Linked DNA regions of Mus musculus: region 2 is linked to region 1. A link is a loop called in an ENCODE intact Hi-C map of the cell type or tissue named here. Cell type or tissue: heart. All regions are shown on one strand. Links, peaks and the distances in the headings refer to the core of each region. The heading gives the core; the rest is flanking DNA. Region 1 overlaps Vgll4 (vestigial like family member 4). Region 2 overlaps Atg7 (autophagy related 7).

What was found. A loop is a pair of places that touch in the nucleus more often than their neighbours do. Peaks named below come from ENCODE experiments on the same cell type or tissue, not always from the same donor. Only the 100,000 strongest peaks of a DNase experiment are listed, where the experiment ranks them.
Region 2: it touches region 1 in a loop (2.5-fold over the local background); 6 of 42 quality-filtered maps call a loop at or near these places.

Annotation. Positions count from the first base shown.
Region 1 is chr6:114,872,515-114,877,886 of GRCm38, forward strand. All of the region lies in intron 2 of Vgll4 (vestigial like family member 4), which reads right to left. Among named protein-coding and RNA genes, the nearest start is that of Vgll4, 47 kb to the right of the region's middle. In heart, for the core only: CTCF peaks have their summits at 1,649 and 2,984; DNase peaks (open chromatin) are centred at 577, 2,677 and 3,648; H3K4me3 peaks cover 2,105 bases; H3K27ac peaks cover 3,976 bases.
Region 2 is chr6:114,818,112-114,823,483 of GRCm38, forward strand. The region is part of intron 18 of Atg7 (autophagy related 7); the gene reads left to right. Among named protein-coding and RNA genes, the nearest start is that of Gm52917, 86 kb to the left of the region's middle. In heart, for the core only: no CTCF peak of the experiment used is centred there; DNase peaks (open chromatin) are centred at 550, 2,260 and 3,720; H3K27ac peaks cover 3,262 bases.

The DNA of each region.
Region 1 (5,372 bases), core at 142-5,141:
GAACTCACTCTGTAGACCAAGCTGGCCTCGAACTCAGAAATCTACCTGCCTTTCCCTCCCAAGTGCTGGGATTAAAGATGTGCACCACCTCCACCTGGCTGGTCTCCTCCAAGCTTAGAAGCTCCCCATAAACACAGAGGCCATCATCACTTAAAGGCCTACTTCATCTCTCAGTCTCAAAAGTGCCCTTCCTGACTGCCACTTCAGGATCTTGCTATGTAGCTGAAGCTGCCCTTCAATTTGAGACTCTCTTGCTTCAACCTCCCTTACAGTAAGCATTCGTCAGCATCTAGAATTCTCCCTCCCCGAGCTGCACACTTTGCTTTCCTGGGTGGTTGATCACATCTGAGCAATGCCCTGGCCGTTATGGTCATCTTTAGAGCTACCTTGGAGCTCTGAAGAGGGGAAACCATAGCATGGGACCCGACTTCCTGCTCGAAGCTGATGTAACATTTGCCCTAGACCCATGCAGAGGATTAACCCATACCTGTCCACTCTACAAGAGCTTCCAAGAGCCAGGTTCCAGTGGTTCCCGTTCAGAACCCATTCAACTGAAGTCACTGCCCCCGGAGCCCTCCGACTTTACCTGTGCATGGGGGGATCCGGCACTGGACCGCTGGCTTTCCCTCCCTCAGCACCAGACACTGCTTCCCCGTGACACTTGTAAGTGCTCTTTGGTTGAACCAAATAGCCCTGCAGCTTATTTCTGTGTTACGGTAAGGGATACAATACCATTAATTTTTTTCCCTTAATTCTTGTGAATAAGTGTTTGCCTGCAAAAGATGGTATGGAATCCCCTAAAACTGGAGCTACAGGTTATTGTTAGCTACCACGTGAGTGCTGGGGACTGAACTCGGGCCCTCTGCCGGAGCTTAAACCTCTCCAGCCCCTACAATACCATAGTTAAGGTCATTGTCTAGTAGCACTAAGTGCATTCACACACTATACAAACCATTTACCACCGCCCACCTCCAAGAGTTCTCTGTTGTCCCTACTAAGCACTAAGACCCCAGGCCAGCCAGTCCAGGGAGCAGCCACTCCATGTTACCTCATGATGAGCCAACCGTTCTCCATGCTAGAGGCCCTGTCATACCAGCAGTGCTTTGACTCTGGGTTATTTTGCTCCGCGAATCCTCATGTTTCACCCATGTGTGGTAGTATGTGTTAGCATTTTCTGCCTCTTTAAGGCTGAATGTATTCCACTGTAACACGGAGACCCATGCTTTTAGCCACCCACTCATTAGTGGGCATTCTCCTGTGCTGTTCCCACGTCTTGACTATGTGAACAGAGCTACTGTGAGTCTAGGTGTTCAAACAGGACCTAGTACGCTCTGCTTCCAATCATTCTGTGTAAATTCCCAGAAGAGGAGCTGTTGGGTCACAGTGTGGATCTCAGTCTAACACCCAGTCCTTAGAAGTTCTGACAGATCACCAGCAGCCTATCAGGTTGGGTCTCTCATTCACCACCTGTCCCGTCTTACTATGACAGAGAAACCAAAGAAAGGTTGGCTGGAGCTCAGGGCCAGCCCTCAAGCACAGAACTGATCAGCCTTCATAAAACAGCCTTCCTGGATTGTGGGAGGCTCACCAAACACTGTGAACATGCCCCCACAGAAGTTAGCGCACACCCTCCTCCCTGCCACCAGGACACAAGACAGTGCGGACTGGGACAGTGGCTGCGATCAGCTGTGAGCTTCTGGGAGACTCACAGCCACATAACTGTGGTTCCCATTTCTCACTATGAGCCCGGAACAATTGCTTCAAGTCTTCAGAGGGTGGCTAAATGTTAACAGTAATAGCTACCATTTGTGTGGCAGCAGTATGTGGCGGGACCAAGTCCTCAGTGTGTCTGCACCACTCCTACAACAAGGGCACTCTAACCCGCAGGTCCCTCCCCGGGCTCCCAGGGGCAAGGCAGGATCGCAGCTTAGCTGGCCGGGGTGCAGCTCTCAGAGTGGATGAGGGTAGAAGTTGGTAGAGCAATGGTGCAAGTTCCTCAGAGTTGGGACAAAAGCATTTTCTATCAGACCCGAGAGGTCAAGAGGTCGCTGGCTGATGATGAGCGACAAGGGAGCCTGAGTGGTGTGTCCAGGGGAAAGCGGCTGAGGTCAGAGACTCTAGACTCTGCCAAGTGCTTTTCTCGTTGTCTTCTGTTACGAATAAACTTGAGAGCAGAAGCACAAGCCTGGCGTCTGGGCTGAGAAGGAACAGGGGCCCCCAGCATCTGCCCCCCTCACGTGACAGCCTCACCTGAACCTGGGTGCTCCTTAATCCTGCCAGCTACCTCCACACTGCTCTTCTGTGACCGCCCCCTAGCCCTAGCAGGAAGATTTGGTGATTGCATGGCTCAGCTTGGGACAAGGTGCGGGTGGCCAGGAGACAGGGACCCAGGGAACATCCCTGCTGCGCCCATCAGTTCTGCCTCCCCCAGCTTAAATTAATTACAGCTGAAAATACAGCGCTGCCATCTGCTTTGAAAACGGCAGGATAAGGGAATAAAATGAAAGGGGGTTTTGGTACTAACCTCACTTTAATCATTGCCAAAGAGCATGAAGACAGCCCAGCGTCCTCCCACAAGAAAGCCTGGGGCCTCACAAACTTGGCAGGCAAGGCGGGCGCGCACCCCGTCAGAATAAGAGTCCCCGGGAGGAGGGTGTGAGGTGCGGGGCCGCCTGCCCCTCGCTGCAGGGGAAGCTTCCTGCGGGCCTGGGAGAGGCTGGGAACTCCTGGGAGGCGTTATTTACGGAGTGCCGCCTGCCAAGAACGTTGCATGCATCGCTGCAGTTCCATTTTCAGAGAAAACAGATCTGCTGTCAGAATTACAGCGAGTCACTTCCTCTTTCTTTGTTTCCCTACCTTCCATAACATCAGGCTTTTAGCAAACTCTACAACTTGGCCAAAGGAAATGCTGGCAGGAAGGGGCGAGGCAGGAGGGAGGGGACGGGCCTGCAGTTCAGCTTCTGTGGGTTTTCTGGTCCTCTTGCCCTTCTCACAAACCCCACTTGAGAGGCTGTTCTGTTACAAGTGCTGGAGGCCAGCACTGAGACCCAGCTAGCCCCGGTGAGGACATTATCTGCTCCCATCTGCAGATTTCTGAACCTTATCCCAGGCCAGTGGCTTGATTTCTAGGGGAGTCACCTGCCTGCCTGGTTCCTTCAGATCCTAATTTTCCTTGCAGCATGCATGGGCCTGCTGGCTCCTTTCACACCACAACAGAACAGCATTTATATCAAGCAGGCTCTCCTAAACCAGACCTGTAGCACGAGGATGACCGCACCAATGAAAGAGCAGTTCTTGTGGGAGGAAAACACATTTAAAAAGAAAAAAGAAGAGAAAAGAAAAGATGCAAAGGCTGTCTTCCAAACCTGCCAACTGTCACTGTCTATAGCAACCGTGTCCATAACACTGCGTCTCAGGAGTGTGACTTTCTAGTAAAGGCTACATCCATCAAGCCCAAGGGAACATCTGGGAAAATGGTTAAATAAAAACAATTGCATTTTTGATTTCAGAGTTTACTAAGGATACCCAACAAGAGACAAGTCTCACACACTCCCAGTTCAGCTCAGCAGCAAAGGTCCTGGAAGAGAGAGGGAGGGAGGGACGACAGCCAGGGAGGCCTTTGGACGCAGACCTACCCCTTCTCCAAGGGGTGAGGAGCCCTGTTCAGCTCCACTCCACAGTCACAGCCCACCTCTCTCCCCAGGGCTAAATCCCTCCAGCTCCCACCACCTCTAGTGTGGAAGCCATCAGGACGAGCACAGATACACAGAGCACAGAGGCCCATGCACATAAAGCTCCTTCATTCTGTCACAGGAGTGTCCTGAGCAGTCACAATGGCCCTGTCCTAGCCACGGGGTGTGGGTGTTCTTCAACACACTTCAGTCCTTTCTACAACACTTTTGGAAGGTTTTCCTGCTAAAGAAAAAGATCTAGTAAGTGATCCAGCCGCATCCAAACAAAACATTCTGCATGTTGGGGAGGTGTGTGTGTGTGTGTGTGTGTGTGTGTGTGTGTGTGAGAGAGACATGTGTGCATGCCAGCATAGAGGTCAGGCTCCAATGCTGTTCAGTTCACCTCAGACCATCAACCTTGGACTTGTTTTTTTGCTGCTGCTGCTGCTATTATTTTTGGTTTTTTGTTTTGTTTTGTTTTGTTTTTTAAAGACTGTGTCTTTTTCACGGGCTCTGCTGACCAGCCAGGGAGCTCCAGGGAACTGCTGTCTCAGCACGGGGTTCTAGTGTGAGCACCCTCAACCAGCTTTCTCACGTGGTTCTGGGATGGAAGAACGCAAGTCCGAATGCTTGCAAAGTAGGTACTATTTACCAACTGAGCTATTATCATAGCCTGAAAGGTCTTTCTTTTACAAACACTGTAAATACTTGGAAGACTTCGGAAGACCAAACATGCTGGACAGTTAGTCACAGACTACACACGGCTAGCAGGCACACCTGGAGAGCTGCAGGGCTCTGAGTGAGGATGCTAACCCTCACAGATGCAATCGCTAAAGAAAGGAAAGTTGAGGAGGACTGAGGGAATCTCGGAAGAAATGCCCCCGTCCCTGCCCCCTCCCAGCACTGGGGAGCATGCTCACAAATTACATATTATAGCCCCACGAAAGAAATATGACAAACAAGCCCAAAGTCCTGAGACCATGCAAAGGCTGGTGGTATAGCTCAGGTGGTAAGACACTTGCCCAGCATGAATGAAGCCTGTTGGGGTCTCAATCCACAGACCCCAACACTAGGGAGATGAAGGCAGAAGGATCAGAAGTCACCCTTGACAACATAGTGAATTTGAGGCCAGTTTCTTCTCTGGAGGAGGAGGAGGAGGAGGAGGAGGAGGAGGAGGAGGAGGAGGAGTCGTCGTCGTCATATCAGTTACCTATCAAGTGTGCTGCTGCTGCTGTTGGAAATTCAAAATCTCCAGTACACACATGCACACATTTCCAGCTTTCAGTCTACAGACTCCACCGGAGGGTTGGTTATAGCTCAGATTGTCTAACCAGGTCCCATCTTCAGCAAGGCAGGGACAAAGAAAGGGGGAGGGGGCATTAACCTGAGCTTCAAATGAATTATCAATGAGTAAGCAACTGATGACCACAGGAAAGCAATTCTGATTGGGTCAGGAAGGAAATAAACCTTTGCCATGAATAAATAAAAGCACTGTTTTGGGAGTTTGTTTGCTTGTTTAAGTTAAACTGTCTAACTAGCTGGCCGAACACGGTGGCCTTTGGAGCACTGGTCAAGCTATGGAAAGGTGAGCGAGCCCCCCTAGGACAGAGGTGAGCTGCTGAGTTTACCCTGGCCTCTCAGCATTGCGCCCCCAAACCTGCCTCCTCCTTCAAGACCTCTCTTTTTTTGGTTTTCCCCTGT
Region 2 (5,372 bases), core at 219-5,218, 54 kb before region 1:
TTCCCATTTCTCCTGACGCCCCTCTAAACTCCAGCTTGACGTCATCATGGCTGGTGGCCGCAGCTCCCACGGTGCGAGTGCCAATTTTCCTTTCTGCTCACACGTGGCTCTGGGATGCTCTGCTAAGCTCTAGCCACCTGCACACCGCATTTGCTTTTCTTTAACTTTCCATGTTATCTGCTTTTTTTCTCTTACCTCACTGCCAACTAAGGTTCTCTCTGTGTTAATTAACGGTGGGTGGTGGCCAGTCCTCTTGCCTCTAGGCCTCACCCCACCTCACCCCACAAAGTAGCTTTGCTAGTGCACACATTCATTTCCAGGTGTTTCCCACGCAACAGCCCTCAGTGAAGTCACCTTGGGACGGGCCCTATCCCCTCCCCACAGACAGGAACTTTAGGCAGGAGAGCAAGTTCCTGAGTACCCAGCAGCTCTATCATAAGGATCAGCTCTTGGGATGATGACAGCATTGCTCTCCTCTCTTTAAAAAGGAGTCACAAAGAAAGGGTTTGGCCCTGGCGAGGCCAAGTCAAACAGGATGCATCCTGCTCTCTACCGCTGTGCAGGGAGTAGCCGCTCTGTCCTGTCAGCCTCCCCTCTAGCCACCTCTGGGTCACTTCCTCTTTCTGAATAGCTCCCTGACCTGCTGGAAGGGTGGGCAGTGGAGATTGTGTTTCCATGAACTCACCGAGGAAAAGGATCCTGCAAGTTTCTCAGGGACAGAATGAAGGCCGTTCTTCTCCCTGCAAAGGAAACCAGGTCCAGCCCACCTGCCAGAGCAGTAGCCCTACTCGGGATGACTGGCTTTGAGGCTGTCTCAGGGTCTTTTTTACCCTGGGCTTCCCTGAGGCTGTCTAGGTCCCTAAGGCTCTGTGTCCTCACTAGACTGGTACTGCTCAGAATACCATGGGGCCTGTCATCAGAGAGCCCATGAGCTCAGTGGTAGCACCTGCCTAGCGTGTGGTGTGCAGGATTCCAAGCTGAACCCCAGAACCACACAAGAAATGCAGCATAGCCGGGCGGTAGTGGCGCACGCCTTTAATCCCAGCACTTGGGAGGCAGAGCTGGCAGGCAGATTTCTGAGTTCCAGGACAGCCAGGACTACACAAAGAAACCCTGTCTCAAAAAAAACCAAAAAGAGAAAAAAGAAAAAAACTGCAGCATAGGGTTGGGGATTTAGCTCAGTGGTAGAACGCTTGCCTAGCAGGTACAGAGCCCTGGGATCAGACCTCAGCTCTGGGGGAAAAAAATATTAAATAACAAAGAAATACAGCATAAATAAACATGCTGGAAAACATATGCATGGCTCTGTCAAACCCCGTGGCTCACAGTCCTATCACAATGGAGAGCCCCAAATCCTAGCTCATTTAAGCTCAAGCCCAGTTTAAGTAAAGAATCACGAATGTGTCACAAGCTCGTGAATACCTGAGAGGGGTGGAGAGATAGCCACCAAGCCTGAGAACCTGAGTTCAGCATCCAGACAACCCCCCATCCAGACATCCCTCCATCCCCCCCCCCCCCCCCACCGCAGTGAAAGGAGAGAACAGACTCCTGCAAATTGTCCTCTGACCTCCACACGTGCACTGTGGCGTGCTTACTCCCTGCACATAAAATAAATAAATACAATAGAAAATAAAATAACCACATATGTGGAGTGTGGCACCTCCATCATCCCAGCCACTTGTAAACGGACACAGGAAAATTGCTTGAGGCCAAGCGTTCAAGACCAGCCTGGGCAGCATAGACACTACTTCAGTCAGCCAGTAAGCATGTTGTAGGACTTTGCTAATGTCATTTATTATAAAGCTCCACTCTGTATTTCCTATGTTGATCAAGCTGCAGACATGCCCACTCTACTGACTTCCCTGCGTCTCCTGGCTTCGGCCCATCATGTGGGTGTTTTCAGACCCTTGAGGTGAAGTGGGTTACACCCCGGTTGTTGTCTGTCACTGTCGAGAGGCAGCACTGGTACACCAGGCTGACTGCAGTTTCAGTAACGCTGTGCCAGTATTCCTGGCTGTTGTGTAGTCACTGATATTTTAGTGAGCATTGCTTACAGGAGCCCAGATTATGGTAGCTTTGTAATAGAGAGCCCTTTGTTGATATAAATGAAAATGTTGGCATGAAGCATCAAAACCACAATTTGGCTTCGCTTATCAGTGCACACAAAGCTTTGACCTAACACCCCAGGTGGGCGTGAAGCCTCCTTGGAGACCGAGCCACTCTCTGCCTCTCAGGAAATGGGGCCCTCCTTTTAAGAGGGAAGAAGTTTAGCCAGATCCAGCTTGGAGGCCTGGCTGGGAATCAACCCAGCTATCCTGGCTCCATCCAGCCCTTTCTCCTTCCTGCTCCTCACCCCCACGTCCCCACATGCTTTGCTGCAATCCAGGATCTGCGGTCTCCATGCAGACAGTGCACACAGCATTTGCAGTGTGCCTAACTTTGAATTCTAACATGGGGATTTCCCCGGAGTAGCTGAGCGATGCCATTCCTGTCCTGAGGGGTCTGTCAAGGCAGCTTACACATCACTATACCCTATGGTATTCCTGTTGATGGAGGGGTGCTTGTACCATTCAGGCCTTTGCTGTGTAGAGTTGTGTTGTTAGACAATGGAATTCACAGGCTCTAACCATCCACCCGCTGCTACCTTCTCTTCTTATCCCTCCAGCTCCTGAGACAGCTCTTCCTCCAGTGGTGATTTTTCTTATTAGTCCATACTGCTGAACAAACACCTTATATGGCCTCAGATTAAAGATCCCAACCCTTCTCTGCCACTCATCAGTGTGTTCCTAGGGAACAGGGGTCTCCCTAGAGTCTCAGGGATCATTCCACAGAACCTGGGAAGTCCCTTTTGCAATAGTTAGGCCTGAACTATTTGCTTAATACATGGAGGTATCCCAACAAATTATTAGTCATTTGAAAAACTACTGCTTTTTTACAAAAGTAACTGTGAACATTTTCTATGGGTAACCATTTTTTTGCTTGAGTACTGAGTTTAGTTGCTGAGTGTTCCTGTTGGGCCTCTCAGGGTCTGTAGGAGATTTGGCCTGTAGTTCATGGGCCTTTGGGGGACAATCAAGGCCTGGGTGACCACTCCCAATATCAGCTATACCTTCACTTGACATATCCTAATGCTAAAGGCTGCCACATTTATAATAGAAGAAGTTATATGAAGGCTACTAGAACCAGACACAGATACACTTGCCAAAGAGCTTCCAGCTCCCACGTGAGGAAGACGTCACGTAACTGGGACCACTGGATTCATGTCCAGGTTTTAACAGACAAGGAGCAGAGAGAGGAGGAAGCTTGCAGCCTTGCAAGGTTTTGCCTGTTGGAGGTGATCAGCAGCAGGATACACACATAAAAGATGGCAAGAGATGCAGCTAGCAATGTGGATGCGTTGGGCTCAGCTGGGGATCATCTCACACGGACTTGAAGCCATGAAGTGAGGAGTCACAGGGTAATGCTATGCAGAAGGGCTGTTAGAAAAAATGGCTTTGGTGTCCAGGAAAGACATGGTCTAGAAAAGAAGGGCGAGGAAGGGTCAGAGGGGCCCTGCTCTGTCGGTGGAAGCACAGGCAGCCCTTCCATTTCTCCTCATTCTGTCGGCCTAAGAGCAGACAGAGAGTTAATACCGAGCCTTCACATCCACACCTAACAAGTTGTACTTGAGAACAGGAAAAGCTTAGGTCTGGACTGGGGGATGTTGATTTTGGCACATGCTCTACCCAGGAGAGGAGGGGACTCCTTTGCATCTCCACCCTACCCCACCCCTGCCACATCCAGCCTCTGTACCACAAGTCCTATGCAAACTGCTTGATCTTTCCAGAGAGTGACCCTGCCATCTTAACCCACAGGACTCCGTCCAAACGCGGCTCCCGTACAGGTTCTGCTGACTCCTGCCAGACCTGTCCCTTGGAGCATCCCCCATTTGTCCCCATGGAAGGAGCCATTTTCATTCTTCATCCCTTTGAGTGCTTTGGTTCTGCTGTGGGGAAGCTGCCAGGTCTGTGAAGTGGTCCTGTGTTCAACATGAAGTGGCAGCAGTTCCCTGGAGTGATTCTGCTTCTGTTGGCTGTTCATTGGTTGTTCAGTTCATGCAGCTGAGGAAATGGGGCAGAACAATCGTGATACCCTCGGTTGTGTGCTTGCTGTGGACACTGGCCTGCCCTTGTAGAGGACAGTGGCCGAGGCATGCTGAATGAGAGACAATTCCCACTTATCAGCTGCTCGGCCCAGTTCTATCTGCAGGCTTCCAGGTCAGACTCCTGATACTGGAGGCCCAGGCACTTAGCTCTGTCAGGGTCCCTGCAGACGGCATATGTGGTTTAAGAAATAGGACTGTGGCAGGCTCTTTGCGTCACACCTTTCAGTTCCCACAGGCTGCAAACCAGTAACCTGGTGGTTATGCAGCAGGCAAGCCGATGGTTCTAACTGCCATCCACTCCTTTCTGTTGTGGAATTGCAGCCAGAGGAACTGACACTGTCCCCTAAATGTAGTCAGCAAGATTCTTAGGGTAAATGTCTGTTTGCAGATCTAAATTCATTTTTAAAAGGTTATTTTTATTTTATTTTATTTTATTTTATGGGCATGAGCATTTTGCATACATGTATATTTGTGCACCACATGTGCTCAGTGCCCATGAAGGCCAAAAGAGGGCATCAGATCCCCTGGAACTGGAGTTATAAACAGTTATGAGGTTCCATGTGGGTGCTGTGAACTAAACCGGGGTCCTCTGCAAAAGCACAGAGAGCTCTTAACCTCTGAGCCATCTCTCCAGTCCCCAAGTGTGTTTTTTAATGACAGACATCAATCCTGGGCTGGGCATATAGGTCAGGGATAGAGCGCTTGCCTGGTGTGTGTAGGCCTGAGGAAAAGAAGGAAGAAATATTAGTGCACTTTGGGAAGAGGGAGGAAAAGGGAGGGAGAGACAGGGAAGCTAGTCAGCTTTCATCTCTGTGACAGAAACAATGCATGGGATGAAGGGTTTGCTCTGGCTACCGGCGTCAAGGGTTCTGTCCAGAGTTGGTTGGCCCCATGCAGTTGGGTAGTAGTGGCCATGGGATGGCATGGCTGAGGTGAGCTGTTCCTTCCATGGCCAACCAGGAAACAGAGAATGAGAAAGGAAGTGGCCGAGGATAACCTACCCGAGGACATACCGCCGTGACAGCTCAGCCCACCTCCCAAAGTTTTCACAACCTCTCAAAATAGTGCCCCCAGCAGGAGACCGTGCACTCAGAACACAGCCTGTGTGGGTGCTGCAATTTCACACTGTAACGTAGAGGGAACAGGAAGGAAATTTTTTCTCAACCAAAGAGTCATGCCAGAACGACATAGAATTAGATCAGTCAGGCCAGAAGAAAAAACAAAATGC